Regions from separate parts of the Homo sapiens genome. Here region 2 is linked to region 1. Evidence: read pairs that join two places in POLR2A ChIA-PET (ENCODE). Cell type or tissue: PC-9. All regions are shown on one strand.

Region 1 (5,000 bases):
CCACGTAGGAATTGTAACTGCTCAGCCACAAATCCCAGCTGCACTCAAGACAAAGCTGCTGTATGGTACAGAGTGATTCCTTCAGCTCTGGAGAGAGCCCAGCCGCCCCCACATTCATTTCTAGGGTACATGAGGATTTGTGGACAACACAGCACATGTCCTACTAGAATATGAAGGTCAAGTCCAAGGAGCTTTCTCCACACCTACAGTGCCAAAGGGTGGGTTGCTACAGCCATGCAGGCCTCTGTGTTGAAGGATTCTGATGCCAAGCACAGGCTCAGTGGGAAAGGCTGAATGCTGTGATCGATTAGCAATGTCTGCCACATGTGCAAGAGGGCCTGGGGTAGCACATCCCTGCTCCACTCCCCAAAGCTGCCCAGACTACTCTCCTGCCTCCTCCAGATCATTCCATATCTCAGGCTCCTTACCTGTGAAGGGGCCATGCTGGGAACCGCCCGGGGCTATGAAATTGAGGGGCACGTGCGGGGTCCCGCTGACATACTCGTGCGGGAAGGGCCCGTTGGCCCCCGCATAGCGCTGGCACACCACGCGCTGGCACACAAAATAGACACCACCCATGACGAAGAGAGAGAGGATGATGCCAATGACGGGCCCGATGGCACTGCTGTGGGCCGGGCTGTCGTCTGAGGGCGGCTTGGTGATTTCTGCCAGAGACAAACAGAAAGAGGTGGCCAACATTAACCCCAACGGAATGGGCCCTCCTTGGGGGCAGACACCGTGCGCCCTGAAGGGGCTGGCTTTGCCACTGGTGGAGGGTGGGGAGAAAGTGGGGGAGCTGGGAGGCTAGGCCTGGGGAGCCTGGCCAACCTCAGGGTAACGTGGCCCTTCAGCCTGCACGGTGCACCCTCCTCCTCCTCTGACCCCCGCCGCTGTCCGACTCCCCACAGCCCTCAACACATCCCTGCCAAGGCAGCCTGGTATTCACTCCTTCGCCCAGGGCCCTCGGTGGTGGCAGAAGTGAGCGCGCCCTGGCCAGCCCAGGTGATGTTGGTGAACGAGCAAAGCCAGGCAGCCCCTGGTGCCGCCCACCAGCCACGGGAGGGGCAGGGTCGGCTGGGTGGGCTCCTTGGGCCACTCCACTATCAAGGCTGCCCATAGGGAAGTTTCCAGGCTCCAGACTCAACTTTGGCAAAAGCCACATTCACTCTCCCACAGGGCCGGCCCAGCGATCCTGAGGGCGTCGATGAAGTCAGCGGAATGGAAGCGTGCGGGCTCTGGCGGCGAGGCCTGGCTGCGCATCAACAGCGCCCCCACAGCTGGGGCCCACGGCACAGGCCCGTCAGACTGGGAACTTGCCCAGCAGAGGAGGCGACCCTTGGTGGCCCCCACCACTGCCTTCAGGCCTCAAGCCTGACCTGGCACGAAGGTGCCAAAGGGCACAGGGAGTCCCTTGAGGAAGCCCCCTTCTCCCCCCAACAGACTTCTCTCCCGACTGCAGCCATAAGAGAGGAGCTCTCAGCCCAGGTCCCTCTGCAGCGAAGGAGTGGCCATGTCCCCAGACACAATGACTCATTGCTACTTCCTATCTGAACTCAGCTCCCTTCCTGCCTGAATCAGACAGCCTTTCAGGAGCCACTGCCTCTGGAAAGTCTTCCCTGACTGTCTTGGCCTCCTATCCCCTAGGCCCTATATCCGTGACTGTACAGGTCATGCTATTTGAGGAGCATGTGGGATGTTGTCATGTACATGTGTGTGCACATGACATGTGTGCATATGTGAACATCACTCCTCCTCAGCCAGACAGTAAGCTGCCAGGGAACAGGACCACTGCAGCCCTCGGGTAATCTTGCTGCCTGACAGACGCTGCTCAGCAAGGTCCCGTGGGTGGGTGCGTGCTGCAGGCACCTGGACACCATCAGCCCCGCCCACTGAGGCAGACTCTGTAGCCGCCGAGCCCACAGCTCACAGTCTGTCCTCCTGGCCGCTGCCCTGGGAAAGGCTTCCCTGCCTCCCGCAAGGAGCCTCCCAGCCGCCTGAGTCTCCCACACAGCCCCCAGCCCCGCTGGAAAGGCACGTCTCCTCCCCTAAACTCCACGTTCCTGGGGGAACCCAGCCCGGACGCCCCTTCCCCGTGCCAGAAGCTGGCTCACCACACATGAGCTCGTCGGAGCCGTCGATACAGTCGGGGAAGGAGTCGCACTGCTGTTTGATGAGGACACACTGGCCGCTCGCACACCGGAACTGGTTGGGCAGGCAGATGGCTGCAAGGAGAGGCCATGCACTCAGAGAGGCTGGAGGGTGCCCCCCAGCCCACCATGCAGGGCACAGCAACCAAGGTCTGGACTCCAAACAGAGAGCAGACAGATGGGACCCTTTCTAGGACCAGCGGGGAGTGGTCTAGTACAGTCTCCACCCACCCTCGATGACCCTGTGGCGAGGCCTATGCCACGCAGGGGAGGGACTGCCAGGGCTGAGACCTCAACGCACCTCCTGCCTGCCCCCCAGGAGGTATGTGTCAGGTGCCTACTGTGGGGAGGTCTACGCCATGCAAGGAGTAACAGACCCCGCCCAAGGCTCTACCAGGTTGGTGGGGGGGTGGGTGCCAAGGACAGGAATGGCCACGAGGAGCCTCGCCTCCCGAGAGTGGGGGCTGTGGAAGGCAGTGGTGCTCAGCAGAGCTTGAGGGGAGGGGAGGGGAGGGAGCACAACCCACTGGAGGTGCAGGCAGCCCACACGGGAGCAGCACAAGGCCACAGTCTCTGGCCAGGGAGGAAGAGCAAGCCAGGGCGCTGACGGCTGCCTCCACCCCTCCCCAGACGCCCACCCAGAGGGAGCCATAGCCACGCCTGCCCCCAGAGAACTTGCTCAGTTCCCCACCTGCCCTGCCCCCGGTGTCCTGCCCTGGGAATGGGAGATAAGGGGACCCTGTCCTTGTAATGGATGGGATGATTTTCTGGTAACCAAGCAGGGAAGAAAGCTTCTGGAACAGAGCATGCAGCCAGAACCGGCGTAAGGGCCTGCCACCAGCACCGCGGGGCACACGGGAGGAGAAGCTAGAGCGGGACGAGGGGGCTCAGATGGCTCCAACGTCTGCCCCTCCAAATCTCAACGGAAATGTGACCCTCACTGGGCGCAGTGACTCACATCTGTAATCATGGCACTTTGGGAGGCCGAGGTAGGTGGATCACTTGAGGCCAGGAGTTTGAGACCAGCCTGGCCAACATGGTGAAACCCCATCTCTATTGAAAATACAAAAATTAGCCGGGTGTGGTGGTGTGTGCCTGTAATCCCAGCTACTCGGGAGGCTGATACAGGAGAATCGCTTGAACCTGGGAGGTGGAGGTTGCAGTGAGCCAAGATCATGCCACTGCACTCCAGCCTGGGCAACAGAGCGAGATTCTGTCTCAAATAATAGAATAGGAATAGCATGGCATGGCATGGCATGGCATAGCATAGCATAGCATAGAACAGAATAAAATATGACCCCAAGGTTGGAGGTAGGGCCTGGTGGGCAGTGTTTGGGTCATGGGAGCAGATGCCTGGTGCCCTCTCCGCAGTAGCAAATGGGCTCTCACTGTGAGTTCACATGGGAGCTGGTTACTTAAAGGAGCCTGGCATCTCCTCTCAAGGTGAGGGCAAGAGGGAGAGGCGCTCTCTCTCTCTCTCCGTTGCTCCCTCTCTCACCATGTGATGCACCTGCTCCCGCTTCGACTTTCACCATGAGTCAAAGCTTCCTGAGACCTCACTAGAAGCTGAGCAGATGCGGGTGCCATACTGGTGCTGCCTACAGAACCATGAGCCAGACAGACCTCTTTCCTTCATAATCTACCCGGCCTCAGGTGCTCCTTCATAGCAATGCAAAATGGACCAACACAGGGACAATTCCTAACCACGGCTCCTGCAAGCTGAAATCACACACACAGCACATGCTGGGCCAGGATGCGCAGCAGGGCTGGGGAAGCTCTGTCTGTCAAGGGCCAGACGTGAGGTCTGGGGCTTTGAAGGCCGTAGGTCTCCAGCATAACCACTCAGTTCTCTTGCTTTTGGCATGAAAGCAGCCACAGACATTGTGCAAATGAATGAATGGGCATGGCTGTGCACCAAGAAAACTTTATTTACAAAAGTAGGTGGCAGGCTGGATTTGGCCCCTGGGCCCTTAGTTTACCAGCCCCTAGTCTACAGCCTCCATAAAATTCTCCAATGGTCAATGAGCTGGAAGGACTTAACCACTATGCCTTTATAGAAAAACATGCAGGGAGGTTACTCCCAGGCCCTCATCTTCTACGAAATGTCTGCTCTTTGTGAATGAGGACGTAGGACAGTGGCCAGACTGCATGTGAATTATCTAACAGAGCCGGTGGCTCTGGGAGAGCGAGGGCATCAACAGCTCCTCAGCAGTCCTGGGCCCATGGTGCTGACAACATGTGGCAGGCAACCAACCAAGCAGGTCCTTCATAAAAGGAAAACTCAGGCCGGGCGCGGTGGCTCATGCCTGTAATCCCAGCACTTTGGGAGGCTGAGGCGGGCGGATCACCTGAGGTCAGGAGTTCGAGACCAGCCTGGCCAACATGGTGAAACCCTGTCTCTACTAAAAATACAAAAATTAGCCAGGCATGGTGGTGCGCACCTGTCATCCCAGCTACTCGGGAGGCTGAGGCAGGAGAATCGATTGAACCCTGGAGGCAGAGGTTGCAGTGAGCCGAGATTACACCAGGGCACTCCAGCCTGGGTGACAGAGCAAGACTCTGTCTCGAATGAATGAATGAATGAATGAATGAATGAATGAATGAATGAATGAAAGAAAACTCACAGGGGGCACAGAAGAGATGTGTTTCACTGTCAAGATCTAAAGGAAGATCCTGCTGGTCAGAGAGGGCCCAGGATGCCTGAGCAAATCTCTTTATACCTCCTGATTCTACATGTTGATAGAAACCACTCAGGCTTAAGCACTATCCCACAGACTGGTCAGTGGAGACAGCACTGTCTTTTGGGGGCGGATTTTCCAGGGTGTGAGCCATGGACCTCTGCAGCCCACCCCT
Region 2 (5,000 bases), 390 kb after region 1:
CTTCCTGGACAGCCTCAGAAGGAGCCACTCCTGCTGACAACACCTCATCATCTTTTATTTTTTTAAGATACAAGGGCTTGCTATGTTGCCCAGGCTGGTCTCGAACTCCTGGACTCCAGAGATCCTCCTCCCACCACAGCCTCCCAAAGTGCTGAGATCACAGGCATCAGCCAGTGCCCCCGGCCCCTGCTGACACCTTGGTCTTGGACTTCCAGCCTCCAGGACTGTGGGACCGTGTCTGCCCCTTAAGCCAGTAGCCGGTGGCACTTTGTTACAGCTTCCCTGGCAAACACGCTGCCCCGACGGCTGGTGCTTTGAGCTGGCAGCATTCTATCTGCCACGGGCCTCCAGGTGATGCTCTAGCTGCACCAGCCTCTGCCCACGTGCAGGGGAATCCTGTTGGGGCCCAGATCCAGCCCCAGGACACTGGCCCTGCAGAAGCAGCAAACCCCCCAGTGCCCCCAGTGACACTGAGTGGGGGCCCGGCCCATAGCATGGGTGTGATGTGGTGGAGCCCATGTCGGGAGGGGACTTGGTCACAGGACAGGGAGGGGCCCTGCCTCATCCAGTGGGCAAGAGTCAGGGTGCTTGGGCCCCCAACGGCCTGTGTGGGTGGATCACGTGAGGTCGGGGGTTCAAGACCAGCCTGACCAACATGGTGAAACCCCATCTCTACTAAAAATATGAAATTAGCCAGGCGTGGTGGTGCGTGCCTGTAATCCCAGCTACTTGGGAGGCTGAGGCAGGAGAATCGCTTGAACCTGGGAGGCGGAGGTTTCAGTGAGCCGAGATCATGCCATTGCACTCCAGCCTGGGCAACTGAGCAAGACTCTATCTCAAAAAAAAAAAAAAAGCTGTGCAACCAAAGCAACCACACCAAAGGCTGCCCCTGGCTCCAGCTTGCAGTCTCCAACAGTCACTAAGCTTCCCAACATTCCTCTGAGGTTTGCGCTATTATTTCCATTTTGCAGGTGAGGCAGCTGAGGCTCAGAGAAGCTAAGAAATGTCTCAAAGTAGGCGAGATGGGCTTCCAACCTGGGCCATGCCCACCGCACAGCCTCTGTTCTTTGCACAAGCCCGTGCCGGCTCCCTTGTAAACTCAACAAGGGGGAGTTGGCTGGGGGCCGACATAAAGCCTCACACTGGCTGCAGAGCCCAACAGCCCCTTGAGAGTGATGGGATGTGTGCCCCTCATCCCAGGAGGGCAGGCCAGGCCCAGGATGGAGATACCTCCCCCTCAGGCTCACACCCACCCAGTGGGGCAGCTGAGCCTCCCAGGACACGGGTAAGGATGCCGTGGCTCTCACCGGGGTTGACCTCCTGGTAGCGGCCCACGCCGTAGGCATCCACGATGCCCTGGAAGCTGGCCGTGAAGCGGTTGGTGCGGATGAGTGTGGGGGGCATGTCCCGGCAGGGGATGCGGTGAGCCACGGCACTCACTCCCTCCTCCATCTGGGTGCCAGGGCAGAGACAGACCAGAACGGTGGCGGGGGCCTTCAGGGACCCTGGGATCTCCAGCCAGGCCCAGCTGGAGATGTAGAGCCCTGTGGGGGCTCACTGGGCAGCCCCTTCCCCTCTCTCTGACGTGAGATGATCAGCCCTGCTCTGCCCTGGTGGGGGCCCAAAGACACCACATGGATTGGCAATTGCTTGGGAAAGGCAAGCATGCTGCCTCCTAGGGACGGCCCAGGAGAAGGAGCCCAGCCTCACCCGCAAGCACCTGCTGTGCGCGGCGGGTGACCCCCGGAGGCAGGGGCATCACACCGGTTCCACAGACCATGAGCAGGCCTAAGGTCACAGGGGGGCCTGGATTGGAATGAGGCTTCTGACTTTAAAACTATCCTGTGCAGCCTCCAGGGACTTAGGAAAGTCAGGGTAGGGCTTGCTGGGCCAGGGCCATCAGGGCAGACTCCCTGGAAGCGGTGGGCCATGGAGGAGGCTGGGAGGAGAAGGAGCCCCTAGGCAAAGCCCAGGTGCAGGGAGCCAGAGGCTGGAAGTGAGGCAGAAACGCCCCGGCCTGGTAGGAGGGGCGGGCGGAGAGGGGGCGAGGCCTCAGGCTGCTCACCGAGCTGTCCCGCAGGGCCTCCTGCAGGGCGGGCAGGTCTCGCACAGAGCACCAGGCCTCGGCAATGAGGCACTTGTGCGTGGTGCTCACGCTGCACTGGTTCAGGGCCAGGTACACGGCCTTCATCTTGTGGACCTGCACCTGCCCTGGCGGCAGCAGCTGCAGCACCCGGCCTAGCACCTGGCTCAGGAACCGCTCTGTCTCCCCGAGGACCTGCGCCAGAGTGGGCAGTCAGCGGGGGCTGGGCAGGCAGGTGGGGTGGCTGGGCCGGGGGCACCCACCTCCTGCACCCACCTCCTGGAGGCCAGGCCAGGGCACCCACCTCCTGCACCCACCTCCTGGAGGCCAGGCCAGGGCACCCACCTCCTGCACCCACCTCCGGGAGGCCGGGGGCACCCACCTCCTACACCCGCCTCCGGAAGGCCGGGGGCACCCACCTCCTGCAGCTCCTGGCTCTGCTGTTGCAGCTGCTGCAGGGCCCCGAGGCGGGCCTCCTCCTGCTGCAGAAACGGGAAGACGTGGCAGTGGAAGCTGGAGGGAGGATGCGCTGCGTGAGGGGCCAGAAGGACACAGCTACGAGACTCTGAGTCTGAAGGGAGCTCATGGGGAGGAGTCACGATAGGGCGGGCTGGGAGGTGACAGCAGGGGCCTGGGGAGCAGGGCGGTGGGGCGGGTGTTCCCAGTGACTCACCAGTCCGTGATCTTGCGGATCTTCTGTCCGATCTGCTCACCCCAGTAGGAGATGAGGAAGGTCATCCACGTGGCTGGCTCGCCCTGCAGAGCAGGCTCAGCTGACTCTGGGGTCCCGCTCTGCCCAGGACCCCCCAGCCCAGCGCCAGCTGCTCACCGTCACGGGGTGCTCCAGCGGCTGCTCCAGCTCCCTGAAGCTGGCAATGAGGAAGCCGCGGCAGGCCCTCCAGAGCAGGCGCTCTAGGGCAGGGGCCTTGTGGGGCTCCACGGCACCTGCCACAAAGCTGGCGGCCACGGGGCTGGGCAGGGCTGCTCCAACCTCCTGCCCTGCCTCCCCCACCAGGCCCCCCGGGCAGGACCCTGCCCAGCACGGGCAATCGGGCAATTGGGCACACTGGCCCTGCCCACAGGGGAAGGCAGGAGGCCTCCCGGGCAGGACCAGAAGAGGAGAACCCCCTAGGGCTAGGGCTTGGGACTGTGGGAAGTTCCGGGCCTGAAGGAGGAGGCGGGGCCAGCCTGGGGAGAGCACTGGACAAGGAGTCGGAGCTCAGCCTGGCCCAGCCCAGCGACTGGCCAGGGGTTCTGGGCTGGCCAGAAAGGGCATGAGGTCATCCCTCACTCACTTGACCCTCAGGTCCTGGTGCGGCCCCCCGGGGGCCTGGAGCAGGGGCGTCCTCTCTGAGGCCCCATCTGTGTGGGCGGCTGCCAGCTAGGAACCCAGAAGCACCATGAGCCCTAGGCTGGACAGCCCCTCCCCAGCCCCCCAGTCTCCTGCCTGGGTGGGAGCTGACCTGAGGTTCATGGCCCTGGCGTAGCACGGCGGCGTGGAGCTGCAGCTGGTGCAGCTGGGCCCGCAGGGCCTGCTGGTTGCCCCGCACATCCCGCAGCTCCTGGGCCAGGCGCTCCGTCTCCTCCTGGATGCGCAGCAGGTCCCGGGGTGGGGGTGCCGGCAGCCTCCCCTTTGGCGGGGGCAGGACCAGCCCAGCCCGCCGCACCTCCTCCTGCAGGAAGGCTGGGCGCAGAGGAACGGGAGTGGGGTGCAGTTGAGGTTGTCTCAACAGTTGAGGGCCCCACCTGCTGCCCCAAACTCCATCGGCCACCAGCTGCTGGATTCACCAGGTGGAGGTGGCCAGAAAATCCCGGCCAAACTTTCATCCAGAAGCTGTGCTCCCCTCCCTGAGCTCAGGTCTGGGCTCACTCTCCCTCCCCAGTCCCTTGGCCACCACTCAGAAGAGGGCCTGAGGTCTCCCCACAGGCCGGCCCTTGCGCTGCAGGGCTTGGGACCGGAGCTGGCGTGAGTCCTGTGTCTGCCTGATCATTGAAAAGCTGTAAACTGCACCAGCAAACACAAAACCCTGCCTGCCCCATGCCCCTGCCTTGGTGCCCCCACAGGCTCCTCCTGAGAGGGGTTGCCCAGGGCAGGGGTCCCTTTTGCCTGCTCCTTAGGGGTACCCTACCCTAGATCCTGGGCCCCACCCACCCCAGCCCAGCTGTAGAGGAGAAAGCTGTCTGTGCCTCTTCCCTGCTTAGAAACCCCTGTGGCTTCCTGGCGCCCACAGGACGAAGTCCTGGGCTCTTATGCTGTATTCGAGGCCTCCCCAGCCAGCCCTGCCCTAGGCCCTCTGCTCAGCCCACACAAGGCAGCCACCTTCGCAAGCACACTTCACAGATCCCAGCTGCTCTGTCTTGGCCCTGCAGGGCCCTGCATATACCTCCCTTCTCTGCCTTCCACCTGGCAAACCCAGACTCTTCCTTTCAGATCAAACTTGGCCCATGCCTCCTCCAGGAAGCCTGCCTGGAATGTAGGCCTGGGACCAACTCACTGAAGGTCTTCTCCAGCTCCTCACAGCGCCGAACATCAACCACAAAGCGTCTCTGGAAGGCGCTCACCGAGGCGTTGAGCTGTGGGTGCCACACGGAGGGGTGAGTGTCCCGGGAAGGGGGTCAGGGAGCTCCTCACCCTAGAGCCCAGGCCTGACTCTCCCCAGGCCTTAGCTGCCTCCTCCAGAAAGGTGTGGAGTGCCCTGGGAGCCACAAGACGCAGATCAGAGCACAGACCAGACCCCATGCCCCAGGAGGGTATGGGGAGGAGCCAGCTCAGGGGCCTCAGCTGCGGGCTTCCCATGAGCAGTGCCCATGGCAGGGGCCGCTGGGGTTCAAATGGGGCCAGGGCCCTATGGCGGAGGGGGGGCAGTCCCCATCCTGGACCGGCCTCCGGGCTAACCTTGGCAGTAGCCCCCTTCCC

The links. Peaks named below come from ENCODE experiments on the same cell type or tissue, not always from the same donor. Only the 100,000 strongest peaks of a DNase experiment are listed, where the experiment ranks them.
Region 2: POLR2A ChIA-PET joins it to region 1 with 17 read pairs; 2 of 35 experiments call an interaction of 5 or more read pairs at or near these places.

The regions. Positions count from the first base shown.
Region 1 is chr11:68,434,111-68,439,110 of GRCh38, reverse strand. LRP5 (LDL receptor related protein 5) reads right to left here. Exons shown (of 23, transcript NM_002335.4): 19 at 2,112-2,222; 20 at 429-665. Among named protein-coding and RNA genes, the nearest start is that of PPP6R3, 24 kb to the left of the region's middle. In PC-9, no CTCF peak of the experiment used is centred here; no DNase peak of the experiment used is centred here.
Region 2 is chr11:68,041,410-68,046,409 of GRCh38, reverse strand. It overlaps TCIRG1 (T cell immune regulator 1, ATPase H+ transporting V0 subunit a3), which reads right to left. Exons shown (of 20, transcript NM_006019.4): 3 at 4,579-4,657; 4 at 3,547-3,767; 5 at 3,379-3,464; 6 at 2,913-3,039; 7 at 2,757-2,839; 8 at 2,503-2,596; 9 at 2,066-2,278; 10 at 1,308-1,452. It overlaps MIR6753 (microRNA 6753), which reads right to left and starts at 1,616; the gene lies at 1,453-1,616. In PC-9, a CTCF peak has its summit at 1,696 (motif pointing left); a DNase peak (open chromatin) is centred at 2,749; H3K4me3 peaks cover 326 bases; H3K27ac peaks cover 725 bases.